Regions from separate parts of the Homo sapiens genome. Here regions 1, 2 and 4 are each linked to region 3. The links are chromatin loops, found by intact Hi-C in ENCODE. Cell type or tissue: heart right ventricle. All regions are shown on one strand. Each heading gives the region's core, and the rest is flanking DNA. Links, peaks and the distances in the headings are about the cores only. Region 1 overlaps OSBPL2 (oxysterol binding protein like 2). Region 2 overlaps OSBPL2 (oxysterol binding protein like 2). Region 3 overlaps TAF4 (TATA-box binding protein associated factor 4). Region 4 overlaps LSM14B (LSM family member 14B).

Region 1 (5,000 bases), core at 1-5,000, 260 kb before region 3:
ACGAAGGAAGTCAGTGGCCAGGCGTTTCCCTTCGTGGAGATGAAGGAAGTCAGTGGCCAGGCGTGTTTCCCTTCGGGAGAAGCGGTGCACGCGAAACAGCACTTCATGGAGTCTGAGTGCGACGACACAGCGGTGGCTTCATGGAGTCTGAGTGCGACGACACAGCGGTGCCTTCCAAACAGCAGGTTCATTCACACACATGGCGCCTCTCCAGAAGGCAGGTTCTGGGACTGAGAGCTTTCTAGATAGCGCAGCTTTGCCCCCATCAAGAAGTGGCTCCTGTGTGGGGGTTTCAGGCTCTCTACACCCTGATGAAAAGACAAAACCTGCCACATTGCTTCTCAAAATAAATGGGTCCTAGAAAAGGGAATGATTCCAGAAGCAGCTCTTCAGGGAGACCACTGAAAACAAGCGAGTCAAAGCCCAGGGCTTCCTGCACTAGCTGTATTCACACTGGCTGTAGGCACCATGGCCCGAGGCTGGGGCGAGGGAGAGCCGCAGCTCAAGGACAAGGATTCACAGAAAACTCCCGTTTCTAGGTCACCTCAAGGAGCAGGAAAGCATCAAAAGACATCGCTAAATGGATTTACCCTTCTAGGTCTGTCTAGTGTGTAAGCAGAATTTTCCTTTTTAAATAAAAGAGGGTGATTAGAAAAGGTGTCTAACAGCACAAATGAATACAACAACATAAAAAACACTTGGGATCCGGAGGAGGCTGAATGTTTCCGTTAAATAAATATTGAACATTTCAGGTTTGGTACATTCCAATTCATTATGTAGAAAATAGGACACCTCTTTTGAACTATCCCTTTTATTTTTAAGTTCAAGAACAACTAGTCTTAAGATAATGAGTATTCCAAAGCTTTAAGGGGAAAAGCCTTGCCAGTACTTTCTGGCTGTTGAATATATTATCTGGTACTCACAACTAAAAACAAAAAATTGAAATTCACTTGATTTTTAACAATATGTCTAGGCTAACTCAAAGAAAGCGAGAAGATTTATTAAGAAGGACCCAGAACTTGGAGCTTCCAGAAAAGAAACGGCCTTGCCTGAGGTTCCCTCAGATACTTCCAGCCATGGGGGCCAGCAATTATGTATGACTCGTGGGCACTGGTGCCCACGGTTTATAGCAGCAGCCTCCGTGCAACCAAAATACAGATATGCCGGCTGGGTGTTGTGGTTCATGCCTATTAGTAATCCCAGCACTTTGGGAGGCCGAGGTGGGAGGACTGCTTAAGCCCAGGAGTTCAAGACCAGCCTGGGCAACATAGCAAGACCCCATCTCTAAAAAAAATAAAAATTAGTCAGGCATGGTGGTACATGCCTATAGTCCTAGCCACTTGGGAGGCTAAGGAGGGAGGATTGCTTGAGCCTGGTAGCTGGAGGTTGCAGTGAGTTATGACTGCACCACTGTACTCCAGCCTGGGCAACAGAGGGAGACCCTGCCTGGAGGGGAAAAAAAAAAAAAATGGAAAGAAATACAGATAAACCCCCTCACTGATACTGGAACCCACAATATATGGTTCATCTGGACAGACAAATTCTGCACATTCATCTCTCCTGGTGGGGCCCAAAGGTTCCCTGGGACCCCAACAGGTGAGCTAAAGGCAGCAGCGGCCTGGCAGCCCTCAGCACCCAGGGCTCAGCTCTGCCCGGGGACGCCCCAGCCCTTACCAGCTTGGCCTTTCTCAGGTGGTCACCTCTCCTCTCCTGCTTCTTGAAGGATTCATACGAAACAGGATCTATGCCCCACAAACATTCCGTCCATTTGCCATAGATCATAAAGAGCTTCTTTTTGCTGTAATTAAATGGGATTTTTAAAGACAAGTCTTAGTCATTACAAACCATTTGTCTAAACATGTGGCACCCTGGAATAAATTCCCCTCAGGTATGTTTTCTTATGCATCTTGGGACATCTCTGGACATAAATGCGAAGGTGAAAATTTGCATTCTGGGACCATTCGTAGCCCCGATACACACCACGGAAAGGAAAATGAAGGGCCGGAAACCTAAAGGATGGACAGCCCACCGGGCTGCAGGAGATGGGAAGGGACAGAAACCCAAAAGAGAGATGGCCCATGGGACTGCAGGAGACGGGAAGGGATGGAAACCCAAAGGATGGTTGGTCCAGGGGGCTGCAGGAGACGGGAAGGGGCAAAAAAGAGTGAGCGTTTTAAAATGTAAAGCTGCATGCGCCCACTGATCATTTTCAACACACTCAATGTGTTGTGTGTGTGTCCTTCAGCCCTTTTCTATCAATCAGTGCAGTCAATGCTGCTTGCTTGATCTTTGGTTCCCCGCCTGCCTTTTTTCATCAATAACAACCCAGAGACCTTTGCAGAGTGGCCACCAGAGCTCTCGATTCTAAAAGGGATGAAGCCAAATAGTGCCAGACTCCATTTTCTTTCTCCTTTCGCCTCTTGCTGGGAAGAGTCAACCGTGACCACAGACTCCCGGGAAGTGCAACTCTGACAGACTCGGGACCCAGGAGGGGACGGTGTCACTGCAGTGCCTGCAGAGCCAGCACACAGACGCGGGGAACTGGGCCAGGCCTCACCTAGTAGACAGCCTGGGGACAACTCTGTCTCCAAGGACAGAGCACCCTTAAATTTAGGATGGAAAACCAGACAACCAAAACACACTTTACATGCACTCACTGAAGGTCAGCGAGTCTGGCCTCGGGGTCCCTGCCCGGTTCTGGAAAAACATGTTTTACATGCACTCACTGAGGGTCAGCGAGTGTTGGCCTCGGCGCCCCCGCCTATTTCTGGAAACAGACAGCCAGCTGCTCCCTGGGCTGAGTTCCAAGGGGGAGAGGTGTCAAGGCACTGATGACTGCTACCCTGTTGTAAGACTGCTGTCCCTTCTAGGTCCACATGTTGATCCTCACATGTTTTATGGGAGAAATGGTCAGTCATAAGCCTGGCCATTTTATTTTATAGGCTGTTCAAACGGGTGCATTTCTGGTCTACCATAGAGGGTGGACAGAGCAGAAACACCAACTGTCTTATTTTTTTGAGACAGCCTCTTGCTTGGCTGCCCCGGCTGGAGCGCATTGGCGTGATCTTGGCTCACTGCAACCTCCATCTCCCAGGCTCAAGAGATTCTTGTGCCTCAGCCTCCTGAGTAGCTGGGATTACAGATGTGCGCCATCACACCTGGCTAATTTTCGTATTTTTAGTAGAGACGGGGTTTTACCATGTTGGCCAGGCTGGTCTCGAACTCCTGACCTCAGGTGATCTGCCCACCTCAGAAGTGATGGGATTACAGGCATGAGCCACTGCACCTGGCCCTGACTGTTTTAAATTGGGGACTAGTTTCTAATGGGAAATGTCTACATTTTTGGAACTAGAAGGAACTTCATGACATTCTATGGCTCAAATTCCTTACGAAAAAAACAAATGTGAGACCCAGATTACAAAGTAATTAACCCAAATGGGGAGAAAAAAACTGAAAAATTTGTTGGAACAGTACTGACCATTTCTCTGCTCACAAAAACTTGCGAAAGTCCCTGATTTAAAGACTGGAGTGAACTGGTCACGTGACACTGACGCCCCTCAAGCTAACACATTTGAGTCTTGCCTGACAACGTGCATGGGGTGCTGGTAGAAGGAAAACGCAAGGCCACACTTCCCACCCACCTCAGCTCTGCTGCGAAACAGTCCCCTCTCATCTCCCAGTGGAAATAGCTGACTTCTCAAGACAATTTTATCAAAAGAAGATGGCCCCAGTAACAAGCCACCTAGAAACTACATTCAAAAATACCCTTTATTTCCTTTTATGCTCAATAACAAAATGTCTTTCCAAAACAAAAAAGAGTCATACTTCTGGACCATGAACAGATGGCACTGGTGTACCCGCGTCTCATGCACGTAGGCACACGCAGGCCCAGGAGCACCTGAGCCCTTCTAACGTGGACACACAGGCTGTAGTGGTGCCCCATGAACACTTGGCAAGGACCTACTTTTTGTCTTGAATGTGTCCTTCCACCTTGTGAAGTTCTTTTCCAAATAATCCACACGGTTTAAAGTGAAGCACACACTTATGTCCAGTTCTGTGAGAAAAACAAACACAGGTTTCTGCTGCAAGACAGCAAACAGCCGGAAAGGGTAACTCTGTAACAGGAGAAGCGCGGTGGAGGCCCCTGGGGCAGGCGGGGGGTGACTGCAAATGGGTGTGGTGGGCCTTTGGGGCGATGGAAGTGTTTGAAATGGGCTGTGGGGACGGCTCCATGATTCGGTCAATTTACTAAAAATCACTTAAGTGTCCATTCAGAATGGGCGAGTCTTATGATGCATCGATTATACCTCACTAAAGTGGTGAAAAGGCAAAGCCCACCAGTCATGAGCTTCCAGGAATAGGGCATTCAAGCCTAGACAGTGGCCAACGGCCGTGGACGGCCACTGCGCTGCACCTGGCAATGACACAGCTCTTCAGCATAGCTCAAAGCCTTAAAGTAACAACCGTGACGAAAAACGAGGTCTTGAACGAGGAGCATTCATGGCCAACACCGGTCAGAGTCAAGTCTAGGCAGCTGCTATGCCTGGGCTGGCGGGGACACGGCAGCAGCTCGTGAGGCTGAGCTAAAACCCACCAGGAGCACGGATGCTCACGCTCCCCGGCTCGCCCATCCCCACCCGGAGCCTCGCGCTCTCACCCAACGGTGGGGTGCTGTCACCTGTGGTTTAAAATCTCCACTGTCCCATACTGCTCTATCCACAGCTTCCCGATGATGACGTTGTGGACGCAGCAGGTGGGGTTGGTCCAGGTGTAGGCTTCATTATGTCTGTGAAGACACCAGAAAACAAGCAGTGAGAGTCCAGAAAAGCCAAGACACGACGTGACCCAAGACGCAACGACCAGGCGGGGCTGGGTCACAGCAACCGGCACCCGCGGGAGAGCAGCACGCTGCTTTGAAGCCCCTGCGACGGAGGCTGTGTATTTAGCATGCGTTTGAAATGTACTTCTTCTTTCCTTTGTAGCATCTACAAAGCTTTCTA
Region 2 (5,000 bases), core at 1-5,000, 230 kb before region 3:
GTCTCCCCACCAGGAACGTGGAGCTGGAATGAGATACTGTCTCCATCTAGGAGGGGAGCGCCTGAATGGAGACATAAACTTGGATTTGGGGAGAGGCGTGCCAGACCCACACAGGACACCACAGAGCAGGGTGCAAAGAAGGTGCTGCAGAGTAGGGGCCCGGGGCTCCCTGCTGCTCACAGCCCTCCAGGGACACCCCAGGGCTCTCCTGCTGAACTCCCATTTCATGGAAGCTGCTTTGAGGGGCGTTTTGCCTCACACCCAGCAGAACCTTGGCACCAACACTCTGACCTCCAGAGTGATGAAAGCACGAGCTCTTGTCTGCTCTGCTCCCGAGCTATGCCCCGGGAATGCCACGTCAGGGCAGCTGGGTCAGGGCACACTACTGGTGTCAGGGGGCAGGAGGGAAAGGACATGGCAGCTATGAGGCAGGGTGGAAAAGAAAAGGAACATCTGCTGAGTACCAGGCCCGGGCTGCCGGAAGCCAGCACCCAGCTCTGCTCCGCCATCGTCCGTGCACACATTCAGTGAATACTTTGTGATTCGGAGGTGCTACCAGGAGGGGAAAGTGGCTCTGCAGAAGGTCAGGTCGCATCCCCCAAGGATACGACCCTGCATGGAGATGGGATGCGTAGGAACAACAGACATGAAAGAAGAGAAAAGAGGCCCCAGGCCAAGGGAGCAGAGGGAGCTGACACACCCGAGGACCTGAAAGAGGCCCCTGCAGCTGGGACGGGAGGCAACAGGGCTCGGGGCCAGGCCTGAGGGCACAGGTGAGGGTGCTGGCTTTCTTCCTAAGAGGTGAGTGACCACATGGTGCACTGTCCGAGCTGGGTCATTTCTTCTAGTATAACAGGGCGCCATTCACAGTTCTGTAGGAGCAGGAGTGTGAGGCCGGCCATGTGGTCATCCTGCCTGAGTTTTAGGCAGAGGGTGACGGGGTGGGGGGGGGGTCCAGATCTGTCTTTTGAAAAGTGCCTCTGGGCTGGGCATGGTGGCTCCTACCTTTAATCACAATACTTTGGGAGGCCGAGGCAGGTGGATCACTTGAGGAGGTCAAGACTAGCCTGGCCAACACGGCGGAACCCTGTCGCTACTAAAAATACAAAAATTAGCCAGGCATGGTGGCACATGCCTGTAATCCCAGCAACTCGGGAGGCTGAGGCAAGAGAATCATCTGAACCTGGGAGGCAGAGGTTTCCGAGGTCACGCCACTGAACTCCAGCCTGGGCGACAGAGTGAGACTCCGTCTCAAACACAATAAATACACATATACACAAATGCCTCTGCACAACAACAGGAATAAAAGGCAGGGATGCAGAGGCCACTCTGGAAACAAGGGTGGTTGGGTAGACGGGCATGTTGCAGAGCAAATGGAAGAACTGAAGGACCTAACAGCATTTAAAGCGACCACAGAGTCAGGGCTAGAAAACGGGGAATGCAGGAGCGGGGGTGGGGGCTCCCATATCTGTAGGGTGAGAGAACGAACAAACAACAGGTGAGATGCACATGTGGGTGCCAGAGTGGACCCACCAAGCAGGCGTGTGGGCCTACAGCTCGAAGGAGAGCCTGAGGCCAGGCTGGAGCAGCTCCCTGGAGCTGAGACACACATTAGCGGCTGTGCCTGGAGCCTGCAACGCAATGCCACCAGCTCCAGGGCCACTGCCTGTCCCACCTGACACTTGTCCTGCCTTTGTGCCTTTTTTTTTTTTTTTTTTTTGGAGATGGAGTCTCACTCTGTCACCCAGGCTGGAGTGCAGCGGCGTGACCTCGGCTCACTGTAACCTCTGCCTCCCGGGTTCAAGTGATTCCCCTGCCTCAGCCTCCAGAGTAGCCGGGACTACAGATGCGCACAGCCACGCCCAGCTAATTTTTTGTATTTTAGTAGAGATGGGGTTTCTCCATGTTGGCCAGGATGGTCTCAATCTCCTGACCTCATGATCCGCCCACCTCGGCCTTCCAAAGGACTGGGATTATAGGCATGAGCCACTGCGCCTGGCTCGTGCTTCTATCAACAAAGACTGAAGACTTCTTCCCTTTATTTTTTGAGCCAGGGTGTTGCTCTGTTGCCCATACTAGAGTGCAGCGGCGCCATCGTAGCTCACCATAGCCTCGAACTTCTGGGCTCAAGGGATCCTCCTGACTCAGCCTCCCAAGTAGCTGGGACCAGAGGCGTGCACCACCATGCCCAGCTAATTATTTTAATTTTTTTCTAGCAGTGGGGTCTTGCCATGTTGCCCAGGCTGGTCTCCAACTCCTGGGCTCAAGTGATCCACCTGTCTCAGCCTCCCAAAGTGCTGGGATTACAGGCATGAGCCACCGCGACCAGCCAAGGACTGAAGACTTCTTGTGATGGCCACTGTCACTGGACTCTACCTACATGAAAACGAACGTGGAGGAGGAGGAAAGGGAATGAGGTCTTGCTACAACAAGGAAATTAAACGCTTCTTGTCCTGTAGGGGTCAGAGCTGAACACACTGCAATAGAACTCCGCTGAGACAGAGGATGAACTTGGCCGCCCATGGAAAAGCAGGCAGATCTGTAGGAAATCAGCAAGGGGTCTGATGATCAAGACGCCATGTACTGTTTGCCAGGCCCTGACAAAGCCTGTGTCACCCCAAATCCTCTCACAGCAACTCCTGAGGGCAGGGAGGGGAACAGAGGCATTTCTTAGATGGGGAAAGGCACTGCTCAAAAAATTGCCATCTGTGGATTCCAGGAGCCAAGAGAGGCATGGAGTCTCTCTGAACCCTTGCTGGCCAGACAGAGGAGGCTGTCCGGATGGGGAGGCCAGACAGCTGTGGGGGTGCCACTCCAGCTCAATGCTCGTGAGGGCTGAGGGGTACCCTGCAGAGTATTTTTGGGGTGATTACAGACACATTTTAGAAACAGCAGACGTGAGAGAACATACCTGTGTTTCTGAATTCCGTTCTCTTGAGAGGGCCTCTCCCCAGTTTTCCCAATCCTATTATTTTTGCTGGTGTCTAAGTCAATCATTCCCGTGACTTTCTGATTTGCCTCTGAAAATTCCCCAGAAGAGTTATCAGAATCAAAGCCTGTGCGAGACAAGAAAATGGTCATTTTCGCTGGACCTGAAAGATTTTTTAAAAGCCTACCTCCAAGAATTCTGACTATGCAAGCAGGTGACTACAGAGCTCAGTTGTGTGAACGGACACATTTGGAAGAATTAACTCTGGTTCTCCAGAAGCAGACACGGTACAGAGAGAACAGGAGGGTGCCACGGAGCTTCCCTCCTAAGAACGCGCTCCCAGCGAGCTCCAGTGCCCAGGCTCCTCCCACGCTTGTGATTTGAGGTCCAGTCCCAGGCCATGAGCTTCATCTTCCAGAAGGAACCCTTTCATCATTTTAATCTGTGACCTACATGCTCTGGGTGGGCCACTTCTATCGGATTCAAACCCATCCCAAGGCTGCGATGCGCCCGTTGTGGCTCAGGGCTTGTGACCAAGGTCTGCGTCTTGGTCTGAAACACGCCTGCTGACAGTGTTTCAAGGGAGACCATCGTGGCACGCAAAGGCACCACTAAACTGTACCCAGATAGGGAACAATCATGGAAATGCCACACATGTGACTGGACTCAGAGTGGACTCCGGATGAAGGGGGACTCTGGAGAAGGAGCTCTTTAGAATGTGAGTGAGATCCAGCCATGCATGCACTCCTGGAGCAAAAGTCCTGGAGAAGAACGGCCGGCCGCTGCCCTGGTGGGGTGGGCCCTTCCCCAGGACAGAACGGGCAACTAGGGAACAGGAACATACGTCTCCCTTCAACTCCTGTCAGTCTGAGTTGCTGGAAGGGCCAAGTTCTGCTCCAGAGCCGGGTGGAGTGGGGGCTGGGTCCCCGCGATGAGTTTATTCCATGGGGGCTCTGGGCCTGCAGCAGCCGGCAACCACCCAGTGCTTCCAGGGTCTGAGGGCTCCACGTGAGGGGCACAAGCCCGGGAGGGTCAGGTAGACAACTGTGGTCGGACCCCACACGCAGATGAGTCTGCCACAGGCTCCAGAAGAACAAAGCAAAGCTGCTGTGTCCTGCCCCTCCACACAGCAGAGTCCATCCATAAAGGCAGTGCTGGGGTGGATGACATCGTGATTTTGAGAGGATGGGTTAAAAAGGAATCCTGAAATGGCCCACAGTTTCTGAAATACCCTGCCATCTCTCATGTTTTGCTCTCTGTCCCAAAATCAACATCTCTAACTTCTCACTCTGAAGTTATCTTAAAAACATTCCCTACTTAAGGGAATTCCGTGGGGCAGGACCTGCCCCCACCCCGAAGAATAAAGCAGCACATCCCGGGCAGCCACTGCAGCCTCTGACTCAGCCAACACTACATGGATGGCCTAATAACATTCTAAGACCTGGCAGCCACCACAGCCTCCGACTCAGCCAACGCTACTCGGATGGCCTAATAACATTCTAAGACACCACATGCATTTATTGTAGAAAAACAGAAAATACAGATGAGCAAAGGAGGAAGCTGAGATCTCCTATCGTCGGCTCCCTCGGAAACCCTTGTTTTTATTAGCCCCTCTGCGTTCATAGCCCTTAATCCCATACACACTGTTCATGTCCTCCAAACCTTTCCTTTGAATGGCACTGATTCTTAAGACAAATTAAATGCCTAATGAAGTCATTCATTTAATAACTGCTTAGTTTACATACTTTTGAAATTAGAGTTACAAAGTCAGATGAGTATTATAGGCGGTGAAGGAGTCGAGAGTCTACCTCTAGCACGGGTATTTCATCGCATAAAGAGATGAAGTGGTTTTTTCCTTCCATTATTTGTTTTGAAGCCCAAGAACTGAGGGGGAAAATTCTTGTCACCTAGATGTCTGTCCCTTCCACCTCATCCTTGGGGACACATGGAGAGGCCTTGCCATGCAGGAGCAACGCCCCACAGCCCCGCACACCCTGTGGCTCCTAGAACAGTGGAGTCCATCTGAGTACCACATCACACACAGCTGGGAACCCTGGGAAGTCACAGCAAA
Region 3 (7,669 bases), core at 1,574-6,573:
TGACACCCACATGGGCAGCTTCACCGTGACCATGCCCCTGCGGCGCACTGTTCTTCCTTCTGGCCCAGCCCTGAGGCTTCCCCTGACCACTGTGGGTTACCTGTGCCTGCCATTCTTTTTTTTGTTTTTTTTGAGACGGAGTCTTGCCGTGTCACCAGGCTGGAGTGCAGTGGCGCGATCTCGGCTCACCGCAAGCTCCGACTCCCGGGTTCAAGCGATTCTCTTGCCTCAGCCTCCCAAGTAGCTGGGATTACAGGTGTGTGCTCCCACGCCCAGCTAATTTTTGTATGTTTAGTAGAGGCGGGGTTTCGTCATGTTGGCCAGGCTGGTCTCGATCTCCTGACCTCGTGATCCGCCTGCCTCGGCCTCCCAGAGTGCTGGGATTACAGGCGTGAGCCACCACTCCCAGCCTGCATTCCCATTCTTTACCAGACTGTCAGCTCCTGGAGGCCAGGAGTCAGGCCTTCCTTACCCCGCCCCACCACGGCAGCCCCAAGTACAGGTGATTGGATGGAGTGTGCATGTATGAGTGTGTGTGTGTGTGTGTGTGCGCGCGCGCGCACGTGGGCACTGGGCCCTGGTGCTGCAGAGCTAGCAGGGCTCCCTTCGAAGGGCTTCTGTGTCAGAGTTTACCAGGAGTCCCACTGTTTACCTTGTTACTCCACTTGCCCACCGCCCCCAAGTGGAGATTATCACACAGAGTTGCATGTCTAGATAGCAAAACAGTCCTTGCCTCCGAGTTTTATCTTGCAAAATTTCAAACTTAAAAGAATGAGTACAACAAACAGCTATGTACACCTTCCCTAGATCCATTAATTCCTAAGTTTTTTTTTTTTTTTTTGAGACAGAGTCTCGCTCTGTCGCCCAGGCTAGAGTGCAGTGGCGCGATCTTGGGTCACTGCAACCTCTGCCTCCTGGGTTCACACCATTCTCCTGCCTCAGCCTCCTGAGTAGCTGGGACTACAGGCGCCCACCACCGTGCCCGGCTAATTTTTTGTATTTTTAGTGGAGACGGGTTTTCACTATGTTAGCCAGGATGGTCTCGATCTCCTGACCTCGTGATCCGCCTGCCTTGGCCTCCCAAAGTGCTGGGATTACAGGTGTGAGCCACTGCGCCTGGCCCATGAATTCCTAAGTTTTGAGCAAAGCAGTTTTAACCTGTAGCTGACACAGGGGTTGGTATTTATGGGATGCAAGCCTGTGCCTTTGTTGAGTATCATTGGAGGCTTAGGCAGGTGCTTTATGGCACTCCTGAATGTGAGCTCACTGTCGGGAAGGAGATCTGTGTTGGAGGTCAGGTGGATGCCAGCCTCACTGAAGGCTGCTCACGAGCTTTTTAGAAGCAGCTTTGGGTTGAAGTTTGCAGCAGGGCTCTGCTCCCAGGCTGTGGCTTGACAGACACGCATGTGCACTGTACCTGTTCACGGAGGTGTGTCCATGTGCTAAGAATTTCCTAAAGTGATGGCGCCAGATACAGTCGCCCCGCAGTGTTCTCGGGATGGTTCCAGGGCCCCGTACGCACATACAAGTTCCCTGTGGAACCCAAGCGAGCAAAACGTCAGCCCTCTGTGTACGTGGGTTTCATGTCCTGTCAATGCCGTATCTTCAGTCCTTGCTTGGTTGAAAAAAATCTGCATGTAAGTGGACCCTGGAAGTTTGACCCATGTTTTTCAAAGGTCAACTGTAATATCCTGAAGTATTTTTACCAAAATACCTCAGCCATTTAAAGTTAACTTAAAGAGAATTCAATTCAAGGAGGTAGCATTTTTTTGGGGGGTATGTTTGAGTTTCCAGAAGCCCTGGTAGGCAAAAAGGCCAGAACCCGTGTGTTGGGTGGGTCTGTCCCTGTTGGTCACTCTGACCGGCCCCCCTTAGCACCTCCAGCATCCCAGAGCAGGTGCGGCTCCTGGGTGTCCAGGCCTCTGCTCAGTGCTTTAGGGAGGCTCAGCTGCAGGAGCAGAGCACGTGTGGGACCCTGCACCATGGAGAGGTGGCTGTGAGCAATCAGATGGCTTAGAAGCTGCTTTTACAACCTGGAAAATGCAATTCAGAATGATACAACTCCTGGCCTGGCTGACTGGTTGCACGACCTAGGCCGCCGAGGTGAGGGGAGAGCAGCCCACCCAGCAGGGAACTGAGAGGGGTCAAGGGGCAGGCGGGAGGCTGTTTCTCAGTCACTGTTTCTTTGCCCCGTGCGCATGGAGCGATGTGGGCCATGCCTGCTGTGCCCTCCGTTGTGTGTTGAGGGCTTGGTGACAGTCAGTGTTGCATAAACACCTCTTGAATGAATATGTGATTTAGATGTTTGTGAGGTAAAGTTAATGATTTTTTTAGGAATCCAATGCAGAAAATTAATTATTTGCCAAGGTTATTTTATCCTGTTCTGAAAATGGATAAATTTGACACAGTTCCAGTAGTATGGTTTTGTGGTTGGCAGGAGAAACGGAGACAGGTAAGGAATTAGCATATACGGTGGGAGAGGATGGGCCTGGGGTAGGCACAGCACACCTGTGCATTCACTAAACTTTTCTCCAATCTGTTCATTTGTGTGAACTTAAGAGATTTAATCCCTGAGCCCAGGGAGCTTGCGTTGAGGGGGGAGACAGACGTTAGGGAATGACTAAATCACAAAACAGTCACCGAATTGCAACTGTGATAATGCCAAGGGGGAGGAGGGACTGTGTAGGCCGATGCTGAAGGCTGGGTGAAGGTTTTCCAGGGGCAAGTCCCATCAGTCACAGTGCCCGTTTAGGGTTTGCACCTTGCTCTTTTGACGACGCTGCTCGGCTCTCAGGGCTGCGAGGCTGGCTTCTTCCCAAACTTCATTCCACTCCAGGTTTCTGCACTGGGCCCTGAGAGCCACATCTGGCCATCACTACAGATGCACTTTTGCAGTGCCTCTGCATTTTGAGGTGAAAGACAGTCTTTAAACTTCAGGGTGAACTTCTCACTCGGAGTTTGGTGTATTGTTGCCATTTCTTTTGTGTTGATTTGCACGTAGCTCTTTTGTACACAGGCACGAGGGTAAGCATTCCTGTTGAGTCGCAGAGGAATTAACGAGTGAAACAAATCATGAGTAGAAGTCTCCACGGGTTGGTGTTTTAACTTTGCTCTAAGGTGAGCAACTGCGTATTTGTGAAATTTGGCCAAATGATGAGGGGATGCTGAGTTGGCTGACTGCTGTGCAGACCACCTAAGGAATAAGGATAAATCCTAGAATCAGAGCCCGGGGGAGAGTGTTGGGCCCAGCTCTCCACTCACGGGGCGGCAGCAAGCCGTGGGTGGGTTGGTGGAGGCCCCATTTCTGCCTGCGGAGCAGAGCTGCTGATCCTTCAGGAGAGGCTGCTCTTTCCTGTGCCGAGTGTGGCCTGCTGGATTCGTGTTTCTGCGGAGCCTGGCTTTCCAGAGGGTGTGGAGGGTGCGCGCAGTCTGTCCACCTGCGGCTTTGTGGAGATGGGGGCTGGAGCCAGCTCCCACAGAGCTGGTACTTTGTGGCCTGCTCCTCAGGCCTGACCACGGTTCCTTCTGCGTCATTTTGGGGGATCCCTTTTCCATCAAAGGAGCTAGCTTGGTGTTATTTTTCAGAGACTTGAGCACGCACTTTCATTCGGAGGCTGGGAGCTGAGAACCCCTGCAGCTGTTTCATGCTCCGAGCTACTCAGTGAGATACTCTGTTAAAAAGGCAGTGTGGTGGAGGGTGTGATCGCTTGGGGTGCCATCGACAGCACACTCACGTCCCTGTGTTGCTCACGGGGTCAGGTAGAGTAAAACTCATTGAACGTGGCCTGGTTTTTGTGTGTGGTGGTGAACAGAGTTGTTAATACGACTCTCGGGCAGCTCCTAGTGTTCTTAAGAGGCAGGGCTGGTGGGGGAAGGTCGTGTGCTAGCTGTGAACTTGGCAGTTATTTTCACTCGGGAAGGACGTTGGGAGGAAGAGGATTAAAACTATGCTTTCCGTTATTTTTTGCCGGGAGGGTTGTACCTTTTTCTTGCTCTCTAAGGGCTCTCTGCGTGTGTTTTAAGAGCTTTACTGGGGTGTGATCCACAGCAATAAACTGAGCACATGTAAAGTGACTGGTGAGTTTCGACAAATGTGCATGCACGTGGAGCCATCACCCCAGGGTCAGCATGGTGAACCCTACCCCCAGCACGGCCTCTGCCTCTCTCTAGCCCTCCTTCCTGTCCCTCCCACGCCCCTTGTCCCATCTGCTTTCTGTCACTGCAGGGGAGTCTGTGTGTTTTAGAATTTTATATAAATGCAGTCAGACAGCGTAGTAGTCTGTTCTTACATTGCTATAAAAAAATACCCAAGGCTGGGTGACTTATAAAGGAAAGAGGTTGAATTGACTCACAGTTCCACATGACTGGGGACAATCATGGCAGAAGGCGAAGGGGAAGCAAGTACCTTCTTCACATGGCGGCAGGAGAGACAGGAGGGCAGAGGAAACTGCCATTTATGAAGCCACCAGATGTCGTGAGAACTCACTCGCTATCATGAGAACCGCCTGGGGGAAGCTGTCCCCATGATCCAGTCACTTCCCTCCCTCCACACGTGGGGATTACAGTTGGAAATGAGGTTTGGTGGGGACACGGAGCCAAGCCATATCACATGGTGTGTACTCTCTCTTTTCTGGCTTCAACTCGGTGTGATTATTTGAGAGTCATCTGTGCTGTATCAGTAGTTCATCCCATTTTATTTGAGTGCTTTTCCATTATAGATACACCAGAAATTGTTTATGCTTTCATCCTTTGGTGTACTTTGGAGTTGCTTCCAATTTATGGCTATCAGAAATAAAACTGCTTGGAATGACCCAGGTACAAGCCTTTGTAAGGCCACACACTTGCCTTTCGCTTGCTTAAAACACCTCAGGTGGAATGGCAGGTCCTACATGAGGAGTATGTTTAACTTTCTACAAAACTGCAGGGCTGTTGTCAGAGAGGCTCCCACCAGTGGTGCCCAGGAGCTCTGGTTGCTCCACATCCTGGAGAGCACCTGATCTTTTTAGTTTTAGCTATTTTAGTGAGTGTGTAGTGGTGTCGCTTTAAGGATTTAATTTATGTCTCCCTAATGACTAATGATGTTGGGGCTCTCTCCGTGTGCTCATTTGCATCCGTCTGCCACCTTTGGCGAAGGGTCTATTCAATTGCCCACTTTTTTTTTTTTTGAGACGCGGAGTCTCTCAGTGTTGCCTGGGCTGGAGTGCAGTGGCATGATCTCGGCTCACTGTAAGCTCCGCCTCCTGGGTTCACGCGATTTTCGTGCCTCAGCCTCCCAAGTAGCTAGGACTAGAGGTGTGCACCACCACGCCCTGCTAATTTTTTGTATTTTTAGTAGAGATGGGGTTTCGCCATGTTGGCCAAGCTGGTCTCGAACTCCTGACCTCAAGTGATCTGTCCTCCTCGGCCTCCCAAAGTGCTGGGATTACAGGCATGAGCCACCACGCCCAACCTGGGTTATTTTCTTACTGAGTTTTGAGGATTCTGCATACATTCTGGATCCAAGCCCTTTATTAGATGGATGCTTTCTAAAGAGTCTGTCCGTTCTGTGCCTTGTCTTCTCATTCTCTAGCAGTGTCTGCTGAAAAGCCGAAGTTTAACATTTTGATGAAGTCCAGTTTATCCTTTTGTTCTTTTATGCATTTCGTTTCTGATGTTGTTTCTAAAATTTCTTTGCCTAACCCTGGGTCAGAGAAATGTTCTCCTGTTTTCTTCTGGAAGTTTTAGGTTTTACATTTAGGTCTGGATCCATTTTGAGTTGATGTTGGTACACACTATGGGGTGTCGGTCCAGGGGTTTGCCTGTGTCTGTCCAGTTGTTCCAGCATGTGAGAAGCCCGTCCTCACCACTGAATTGCCTTTGTCCATCCGCGTGTGGGCCTGCTTGTGGACTCTGCACGGCCGTGTTGATCTGTTTAACTTTGCACCAACACTGTGCTGTCCTGGTTACTGGAGCTTTTTTTAGACGGGGATCTCACTGTGTCACCCAGGTTGGAGTGTAGTGGGGTGATCTCGGCTCACTGCAGTCTCTGTGTCCCGGGCTCAAGCAGTCTTCCCACCTCAGCCTCCTGAGTAGCTGGGACCACAGGCGTGCCCACACCGTCTAATTTTTGTATTTTTAGTAGAGATGGGACTTCACCATGTTTCCCAGGCTGGTCTTGAACTCCTGACCTCAGGCGATCCGCCTGCCTTGGCCTCCCAGAGTGCTGGGATTACAGGTGTGAGCCCGGCCCTGAGATTACTGGAGCTTTCTTTTTCTTTCTTTCTTTCTTTTTTTTTTTTTTTTTTTTTTTGAGATGGAGTCTTGCTCTGTTGCCCAGGCTGGAGTGCAGTGGCATGGTCTCGGCTCACTGCAACCTCCACCTCCCGGCTTCAAGCGATTCTCCTGCCTCAGCCTGGCGAGTAGCTGGGATTACAGGTGTGCGCCACCACGCCCAGCTAATTTTTGTATTTTTAGTAGAGACAGGGTTTCACCATGTTGGCCAGGCTGGTCTCGAACTCCTGAGCCCAAGCAGTCTCCCCGCCTCGGCCTTCCGAAGTGCTGAGCTTTCTAATGCATCTTGAGATCAGCTCGTGTCAGCTCTCTGACTTTTTCTGGTTTGTTTGGTTTGAGAGGGAGTCTCATTCTGTTACCCAGGCTGGACTGCAGTGGTGTGCTCTTGGCTCACTGCAACCTTCGCCTCTCTGGTTCAAGCGATTCTCGTGCCTCAGCCTCCACTACAGGGGTGCACCACCATGCCCAACTAATTTTTTGTGTTTTTAGTAGAGACAGGGATTCACCATGTTGGCCTGGCTGGTCTCGAACTCCTGGGCTCAAATGATCTGCCCGCCTTGGCCTCCTGAAGTGCTGGGATGACAGGCGTGAGCCACTGCGGCCAGCCTGACCTTTTTTTACAGTTGTGTTGGTTAATCTAAGACTTTTGCATTTCTGTATGAATTTCAGAATCACCTTGTCAGTTTCTACACAGGAGGCTGCTGGGACTTTGGGATGCATTGCTTCTGCAGATCAGTTTGGGAGGAGTTGACATCTTAACTATTGTGAGTCTCCTGACCCATGAACACAGTGCACGTCCCTTCACTTGCTCGCATTTTTGTTTTAATCAGCATTTTGTAGTTTTAGGGGAGGATGAATCAAAGTTCATGATTTTACAATAGTATCTGCAATGTGCGGGGGGGGGGCTGCAAGTGCTGGACCAGGAGCTGCGTCAGAAGTTTAATTTTTAGCAAAATATTCGGGTTACAGTGGTGGTAGCGCCTGCGCCGGGCAGCACATGTTCCCCTGTGCTGCTTTGCGCCGTCCCTTATGCCTGCCAAACCCCGAGAGGTGGGAGAGAACACTTGCTTTAGCCAGAACAGGTTAGAAGGAAGATGAGGCTGTGCATCTGTCACAGCACAGCACCCGCTTAGAGAGAAAGCCAGCCTGTGTAAGGAGCGCACGCTGGATTCTGGAGGGGCCCTTTCCACATCTGGGCCATCACCACGTGTGTTCTGTCCACCACTGGTCCCAGCTGGTAGCATGGAGAGGGTTCGAATGTCCTAGTTACAGAGGGAAGTGGGCCTGCAAACCCTCAGGCTTCAGACCACCCCTTTCCACTGCAGGGAAACACCACTTTTGCTCATCTCTTTGGCCCTTTTGGTAGCTTATTCCTTGAGGACCATGCTCCTCTCTGCTG
Region 4 (7,669 bases), core at 1,347-6,346, 110 kb before region 3:
TTTGGTGGCCTCTCTCTGCCATAGCAGGTGAAACAAATGGCTAAATGGATGAAAACACTTCTGGCTGCTGCGCAATTTGACCTCCACTGTTATTTTTCTGTATCAATCAGTTACAATCTAGAGAAAGGCTGGACTTTCTAGAGCTAACTGCATCTGTGGCATGGAGAGGACAGAACCACGTCCTGCCATCCCCAGCAGTAAAAAGGACCACACTGGTGGATGCAGGCCATGCCTCGCCATGTTCTCAGCGCTGTTTTGGTCTTGCTCATTTCTCCTCTCAGCAGATGCAATCTAGGAAGATCTCAATTCATGTAATGAAATTAGGGATTAACTCAATTTCTAAGATTCCCAAGAGGACTCAGGTACTGTATTTAAGTATGGTCTGAAGTACACAATTCTTCATATGCAGACAGTCCCTGTTGATCTGTGTTTTTAAAAATCCAGATTCTGCACGGCAGCCTACAATTTTTTATTTACAATGGGTTTATGGGGTAGTAAATGCATTTTCAGCCAGGTATTTTTGACTTACGATGAGTTTAGCGGGATACCACCCCACTGCACATCAAGAAGCATCTGTACCCAATTTCCTGGAAGTTCCCAGGGGCTGATAGGTTCCGCTGCCAGTCAGTTAGAATAGCCTTGCTGCCGGTTTGGGGGGTCTGTGGAAGGTTAAATGCTGGGTCATCGTGTCTGTCCCCACCCTGTAGTTTGTGCTGTCTCTCTAGCAGAAGCCTCTCTGCTTTCCTTGCAGGCCTCACCGCCGATGCAAGGATAGTCATCAACAGGGCCCGGGTGGAGTGCCAGAGCCACCGGCTGACTGTGGAGGACCCGGTCACTGTGGAGTACATCACCCGCTACATCGCCAGTCTGAAGCAGGTGGGTGCCTGCCCGCTTGCATGCTCACCTCTGGCAGCAGGGCAGTCACGGCTCCGCCATGGAGGGTCCTGCCATGTCACTTCAGGTGAATCAGAAAACTGATTTATTCTGGGGCGTGATCCTAATCTTGACTTGCACAAGTGTAACTTGACCTAGCTCACCAATTTCAGTAACATTGTTCTGTTCTCAGTTCCTGGCATGGGATATTCCAAATTCCTGTGTCTGGAGGGAAATGATAGCTTTTGTCTTGCCATCCTGAGTGACCAGTCACAAAGCAGTTGAAGGGGGCTGGAAGCCACCCTATGAGGACACGCCATTAGTATGTAAGCAGAATGTGTGTCTACCTGTCAAAGTAATTTCCAGTAACCTGAGTTCACAATTCTGGTCCTAGGTGAGTTTTTCTAGGAGTGAAAATGCAGAAAAGGATGTTGAAAGCTATTGGCTAATGTATCATTTGAACTGCTGATAACCTGAGAAGGGGCTCAGGCATGGTTTAAAATGTTCGTATCTTCACTAAGTACGGTTCTTTCCTCACATGCAGTTTCTTAATTGGATGGCACTGACCTGTTTCTTTTCTTGCTAGCGTTATACGCAGAGCAATGGGCGCAGGCCGTTTGGCATCTCTGCCCTCATCGTGGGTTTCGACTTTGATGGCACTCCTAGGCTCTATCAGACTGACCCCTCGGGCACATACCATGCCTGGAAGGTGAGTTCGTGACAAAGGGGCTTTGGACAGTCTTGCCAGAAAAAGGCTTTGAGGGGTGGGAGGTCCTGGGCTTCCTGCTGTAGGCCCTGTATCAGTGAATGAGTCAGTTTAAGTTAACCTAGTCCTATGAGAGCAAGAAAATGATTAAACATTGCTGTTTGGAAGAAAATCAAAGGGCAGCAAGGTGTAAGCGTAGTCCACATAAATTAAAATTCTTGGGTGGGCGTGGTGACTCACGCCTGTAATCCCAGCACTTTGGGAGGCCGAGGCAGTTGGATCACCTGAGGTCAGGTGTTCGAGACCAGCCTGGCCAACATGGCAGAACCCTGTCTCCACTAAAAATACAAAAAAAATTTGCTGGGCATGGTGGCACATGCCTGTAATCCCAGCTACTCAGGAGGCTGAGGCAGGAAAATCGCTTGAACCCGAGAGGCATAGGTTGCAGTGAGCCGAGATCACACCACTGCACTCCAGGCTGGGCAACAAGAGCAAAACTCTACCTCAAAAAAAAAAAAAAAAAAAAATCTCCCATTGCCTCTTGATAGCGCAGTAAAACATACAATCGTATAACCCCATTCTCGGTAAGAATCAGCATCAACTCTAAAGAGCTCTTTGCAAAAGGAAGCCACGAGGCAGGGCCTGTGTCCACAGCTGCTGTCCAGCACTCCAGCTTGCCTCCTGCCACTGCCACTGGCTGGGCGGCCCATGTAGGGCAGCTGTGTTCCAGGGCTGGCCCTGGGTTGTCATGCCCTATGCCACGTGAGAACATACGTGTCTGTTTTAGGCCAATGCCATAGGTCGGGGTGCCAAGTCAGTGCGCGAGTTCCTGGAGAAGAACTATACTGACGAAGCCATTGAAACAGATGATCTGACCATTAAGCTGGTGATCAAGGCACTCCTGGAAGTAAGTTTGCATTTGGAATCCAGGCAAGGTGGTGAAGATACCACGTTTTGGTGGTGAGTGGTAGGTAGATGAGCAGGAAGGAAGGTGGCAAGGATCCAGCAGTAATGCTTAATGACTGCTGTGTTCCAGGCACTGCTCTGGTCTATGGTGTATCCTAACTGCTGTGTTCCTTGAAATAGCCATGCAAGATGTGATCATTAGTGTCTTTATCCAGCCGGGGCAGCTGAGGGTTGTGCAGGGACACACAGCATGAGAACCAGAGGCAGGATGTGAACCCAGCTGTCCAGCTGTGGAATCTGTTCTCGAGCCATCACTAGGCCTTCCAGAGGCTTGAACTGTTGCTAAAGTCAGGGGATTAGAGAACTGGAGATATGGTTGGGCTTTGTCAAGACCTTGAAGTGCTAGCAGGTAAAACCAGAGAGGGACTAGCTGGAAGGCCAGGCGGGAGCGTAGGCATCAGGATTCCTGGTTGTAACCACTGTGTCAAGAGGAGGGCCTGGAGCAGCGCTACTGTGCAGGAGAGAGGAGTCCCAGTGCTGGGAGGCGGAGGGGTGTGCAGGCATCCCAAACAGACTTCACAAATGGCCATGAGTTTAGGACAAAGACACAGGTTTTGGGGGCTGGGACCTCTGTTCCTGGGACGGTGCTGGGTTTGGGTACACACCTATTTAAGGTACTCCTGAGAGCTGCTTTTGTCTTGAATAGGGAAAGGTGGTTAATGCTCCTGTCTTCTGTCCCTTCAAGGTGGTTCAGTCAGGTGGCAAAAACATTGAACTTGCTGTCATGAGGCGAGATCAATCCCTCAAGGTAATCACCAAGTTTGTCTGCTTTCTTTACCTGTCAGTTTTCTCCCATGATCAGGGCTGAGCAGTACCAGTTCCGAAGGAAACATCATAGGGCCATTCTGTGGTTTTAACATTAGGAAAATGTCTTTCTGAGGCTCCCCATACGTCAAAGAGAAGATTCCCATCTTCCTCTGATTAGATGGTCCACGCGTGTTCTCTGGGCATGCTGAGCGGCTGCCAGTCAGATCTGCTGCTGCTGCTACTGCTGCTTAATACTTGTCTAGGTCAGGCCAGCATCCTCTTGTTTTTCTTGAGGTTCCTCTCCAAAGAGGCTGTATGAGCAGCAGTGCCAAAGCCTGGCCGCCCTCCCCAGAAGAGGGCGCTGGTTCCTTGGCACCTTGTGTGGCTTAGGTAACCATGAAGTTTTTTTCTATAGATTTTAAATCCTGAAGAAATTGAGAAGTATGTTGCTGAAATTGAAAAAGAAAAAGAAGAAAACGAAAAGAAGAAACAAAAGAAAGCATCATGATGAATAAAATGTCTTTGCTTGTAATTTTTAAATTCATATCAATCATGGATGAGTCTCGATGTGTAGGCCTTTCCATTCCATTTATTCACACTGAGTGTCCTACAATAAACTTCCGTATTTTTAACCTGTTTTTTTTTTTAAGAGAATGTGTATCTTTAGGTGCAATCACAGCAGTCCTCTCATCTCTCACCCTTCTTTTTCAACCCTGAGCCACCGTAATTGAGCTTTCCTTTCTGTTCCTTGTGGCTAAGACAGTAAGCCAGTGTGAGACACAGGTTCCTCCCTTGGGAAGTCAGAGCTGCTGCCCTGGGTCCTGCAGAGAAACCTGGCCTTCAGCAGACCTGTTTCTCTGTTGTAGACACAGAATGACTTCCGTTTGCTTTTAGACCTTCATTCTAGTCCCCTAATGAATGTATAATGTCAAGGACACAAACACAAGTAGCCCTGGGTTCATTCTGTAGAGCAGCAGCTTTGTTCAAAGCAGCTTTGCATGTCTGACTTTCATAGACCACATCTTGACGTCTGCCCCCTATGTTGAAGACTGGTTCTGGCTATTCTCTGCCCTTTCCTGTGTTTTGACTTCTAGTCCCACAGTTTAAGGCTTTTGGGTCCTCTGGTCCTTGGTTTTGGGCATGTATCTTCTAAAAAGGAGTAAAGGGGCCCAGATACATTTTGAGCTCAGCGTAAAATGTACAGTTGTCAAAACAATGAACATTTTAACAGCAAGGTCAGCTGGCACACGATAACCTGACTACCTTGCGATGCTCTGGGAGGCAATACCTGTTTCACCAAGTTCTCTAGCTGGGTGAGGACTGTGGCCACCAGTATCTGGCACACGTAACATTTATTTTTCTGCTGGTCAAGGATACCCATTACCCCCACCCAAGAAATGGGAGGGCCCCCCACTGGCAGTTCTGCTGTGGAGCCTGATGGCCACAGGCAGGTAATGAAAGGAGAACTCATGCAGCTGGTGTGTCTCCTCGTCCTCTCTGAGGGCCACTTTTAAGGTCACCTGGAAACCCATTAGACTAAAATGGGATGCTCTGAGCCTAGAACCAGCCATGTCTTTGTTTTTCTGCGTGGGTCCAGGGTGCAGCTTGCTCATGGCTGTGTAACATGCTCTACGGTGCCTGAGAACCTGAACGCTCCTGAGCTGGGGAGCTTGGAGGCAGCAGGAAGGTGGCAAAGGGGCCACTGCTTATGATACAGGTGTTATCTGTGAGCTGGGTTTTTAAAAGAACTTTGTATCCAGTTTCTGAGAGCAGAGCCATTCATCCCAGAAGGGTGGCCCACAGGGAGAACCCGGGTCTGCTGGCCGCACTTCACCCGACCAATTGGGTCAGCCACCTCGTTCCATCACCTGATGGGGCCCAAGTCTCCCCAAATTCCACCAGCCTAAGTGTGTGCTCCAGACCTGGACATGATGCAGAGGTGACTTGGGCAGAAGAGTCAACAGGATTCTTAGAGCATCAGAAAAGAAAATTTTAAAGGTTTGCATGTTTATTTATAATTACAATTTACATTACTCCAACAGAGGAGCCCCCTTGCTATGTTCTAATTCTTAGCCATTAAGTCCTACAAAAATAAACCCAAGCTTTTACAGTAACTTAATCAATACAGAACTAAAGCCTTTATAGCTATTAGAGGGGTTTAGTTACCAAGGTGCTTATTTTCGACAAAATGCCCTGTCACTCAGAGGACGCATGCGTATACTAAAGTTCTGACCCATCGACTCATGCAACAAATGTAGACCCCACCCTCCCTCCACCCACTGTTACAACACAAACACAAAACAACGATGTACAACAGAGGGGAAATATGCTCTTGGTCAACTGACCTTGCAGAAAAGACTGGCTTGTTTCCAAGTGGATGAGAACGCCAGTGTGTGGCCAGAGTCCAGCAATGACTGACCGGCCCAGGTCAGAGGCTGGCAGGGACCACAGAAGGGCCAAGGCGCTGCCGGGGCTCATCCCAGGCTCCAACCCCAACCTGGAAGCTTGTGGACACCAGGCTCTGTGCAGCAGCTCCGTGGCTAGCGTCCAGGGCCCCTGGCCACTACTCCCAAATGCTTCTAGTCCACCCACCCCTGGCCAGCCCCAACCTTGACATCACTGTGGATGCCATCAGGGTGGTCTGGTTCACTTATACAACATGATCCATGGGAAAACCCCTTCCGTGCCCTCCACCCACCCACCCCTGCCCCCCACGCCACCCTGTGCTGGCCCTGCCTGACTCCTGAGACCCCACCCTTGGCAGTGGGGTGCCAGGCCAACAGCACCAGGGGCCAGCTGGGTTACAGAGATGTACTTGGCTGCCACCTCTGCCAACAGATTTGGTTCCACTTTTAAAAGTCAAAGCTTGTCATTAAAAAAAAAAAAAAAAGTCACAAAGTAAGGATTCAGCTTTCACTATAGAAACCTTTTTGCAAAATACCAAAACCTTAGAATTAGGCTATGCGCAACTAAAAAGGAAACACAGATAAAGAGACCTCAAAGAGGTTACCCATGAATACTTCCCCAAAACAAGTGGTTCTAACTCAGACCATGTCCAAGTTCAGTTAAGTCCAAAACACAAGTAGCAGTATGGGTCTCTTCCAAACTCCGTAAACAAAGTGACCACCTCTCCCTGTAAGTGCAGCGTTTTCCTCGCGTCCTGACACACACAGCGTCAGTTATGCGCCACTTCAGTAGGAGCCTGCAAGAGATGACAGGAAGTCAAGCATCTGCTGGGATAAGCTAGCACTGTTGCCCCTGCTGGCGAGCAGGAGCCACTCAGCCTCCCTCCTGCCCCCAGAGTCAGACTGGCTACCCCCATTCTTCTCACAACCCACTCTGAGAATCCTACTTGTACAATACACTGGGGACAGGGACGCAGCTAGTGGCAGGAGGGCTAGTCTTTCCAGGGCCCACCTGGCTGTCCCGAGGCGCTGGGTGGGGTTGGCACCAGGCACCCCATGTGGGACGCTCCGCCCAAACCCTAAGGTGCCCACAAATCCACTGGGACCTGGTTAAAAATGAAGCCTCTGATTCACTTAGGGCCGGGTTGGGCCAAGACACTGGCTTTGGAGCAAGGTCTCACTTGCTGGCTTCACCTGGGTGGTGAGCCCCCAGCCCACGCGACTCCCGCACCACCTCACCTCCCATACCTGCAATCTCACTTGGAGGATGCTGGGGCCTGGATCCTACCCCCACAGATGCAGGTTGAAGTTGGCCAAGAGCCTCCCGGGTGACTCATAGGGTCGAGGCCCTCGGTTTGGCTTTGACACCTCTGGGCCTCTCTTCTTCCTGGGAAACCGAGCCTGCTCCCCACCTTCCTAAGCTCTCCAGGTGTGCCTGACCCTACACCCTCCCACCAAAGCGTCCAGAAGGTTCATCCACTCACCTTTGGCTGCACCCTCACACCCTGCCAGTCCCGGCCCTGTGGGAAGTGGGGTTGCGACGGGTGGTCCCATTGCCCCTGCCTCCTCGGAATCCGCCCCGAGAACTGCGGCCACGAAGAAACCTCCCTGACACCCCAAAGGTCTCTGTGTTGAGCTTCCTCTCTTCGGCCCACGTCGTCCGCCTGGAGCTAAACCACAGAGGAAATGCTGATTGTAGCAGGCACTGACTCCCAGGCTTCTGGCCAGGCCTCGTCCTCAGAGCGGCCCAGGGAAGGAGGGACAGACTCACCAGGGCCACTACAGGGAAGGGGCGGCCCCGTCAGCTCTGGAGCCCAGCTCCGGCACTGCAGGTGCTCCCTGCCACGTTTCCAACCAGGACTGTCTCCACAGTGGGCCGGGGATCGGGATCCATCTCTACCATCTCTGGCACCACAGGCAAGCAGTGATACTAGTTGGCTACCAAGGCAGCCGCTGTTGCTCGCTGGGCACA

The links. A loop is a pair of places that touch in the nucleus more often than their neighbours do. Peaks named below come from ENCODE experiments on the same cell type or tissue, not always from the same donor. Only the 100,000 strongest peaks of a DNase experiment are listed, where the experiment ranks them.
Region 1: it touches region 3 in a loop (2.3-fold over the local background); 3 of 110 quality-filtered maps call a loop at or near these places.
Region 2: it touches region 3 in a loop (2.1-fold over the local background); 7 of 110 quality-filtered maps call a loop at or near these places.
Region 4: it touches region 3 in a loop (4-fold over the local background); 97 of 110 quality-filtered maps call a loop at or near these places.

What each region holds. Positions count from the first base shown.
Region 1 is chr20:62,280,844-62,285,843 of GRCh38, reverse strand. It overlaps OSBPL2 (oxysterol binding protein like 2), which reads right to left. Exons shown (of 14, transcript NM_144498.4): 8 at 4,679-4,786; 9 at 3,965-4,054; 10 at 1,675-1,798. Among named protein-coding and RNA genes, the nearest start is that of ADRM1, 20 kb to the left of the region's middle. In heart right ventricle, for the core only: no CTCF peak of the experiment used is centred there; a DNase peak (open chromatin) is centred at 2,773; H3K27ac peaks cover 3,416 bases.
Region 2 is chr20:62,258,037-62,263,036 of GRCh38, reverse strand. It overlaps OSBPL2 (oxysterol binding protein like 2), which reads right to left. Exons shown (of 14, transcript NM_144498.4): 3 at 2,912-3,056. Among named protein-coding and RNA genes, the nearest start is that of OSBPL2, 22 kb to the right of the region's middle. In heart right ventricle, for the core only: a CTCF peak has its summit at 2,469 (motif pointing right); no DNase peak of the experiment used is centred there.
Region 3 is chr20:62,022,368-62,030,036 of GRCh38, reverse strand. All of the region lies in intron 1 of TAF4 (TATA-box binding protein associated factor 4), which reads left to right. Among named protein-coding and RNA genes, the nearest start is that of MIR3195, 39 kb to the left of the region's middle. RefSeq lists enhancers at 1,397-2,032, 6,839-7,616, 7,617-7,669. In heart right ventricle, for the core only: a CTCF peak has its summit at 3,862; a DNase peak (open chromatin) is centred at 3,843; H3K4me3 peaks cover 356 bases; H3K27ac peaks cover 1,546 bases.
Region 4 is chr20:62,132,988-62,140,656 of GRCh38, reverse strand. It overlaps LSM14B (LSM family member 14B), which reads right to left. Exons shown (of 9, transcript NM_144703.3): 8 at 7,182-7,367; 9 at 5,283-6,494. The coding sequence ends at 7,196. PSMA7 (proteasome 20S subunit alpha 7) reads left to right here. Exons shown (of 7, transcript NM_002792.4): 3 at 752-876; 4 at 1,460-1,582; 5 at 2,367-2,486; 6 at 3,231-3,293; 7 at 3,708-3,924. The coding sequence ends at 3,800. Among named protein-coding and RNA genes, the nearest start is that of PSMA7, 6.6 kb to the left of the region's middle. RefSeq lists an enhancer at 6,315-6,814. In heart right ventricle, for the core only: CTCF peaks have their summits at 3,442 and 3,644 (motif pointing right); a DNase peak (open chromatin) is centred at 3,636; H3K27ac peaks cover 1,893 bases.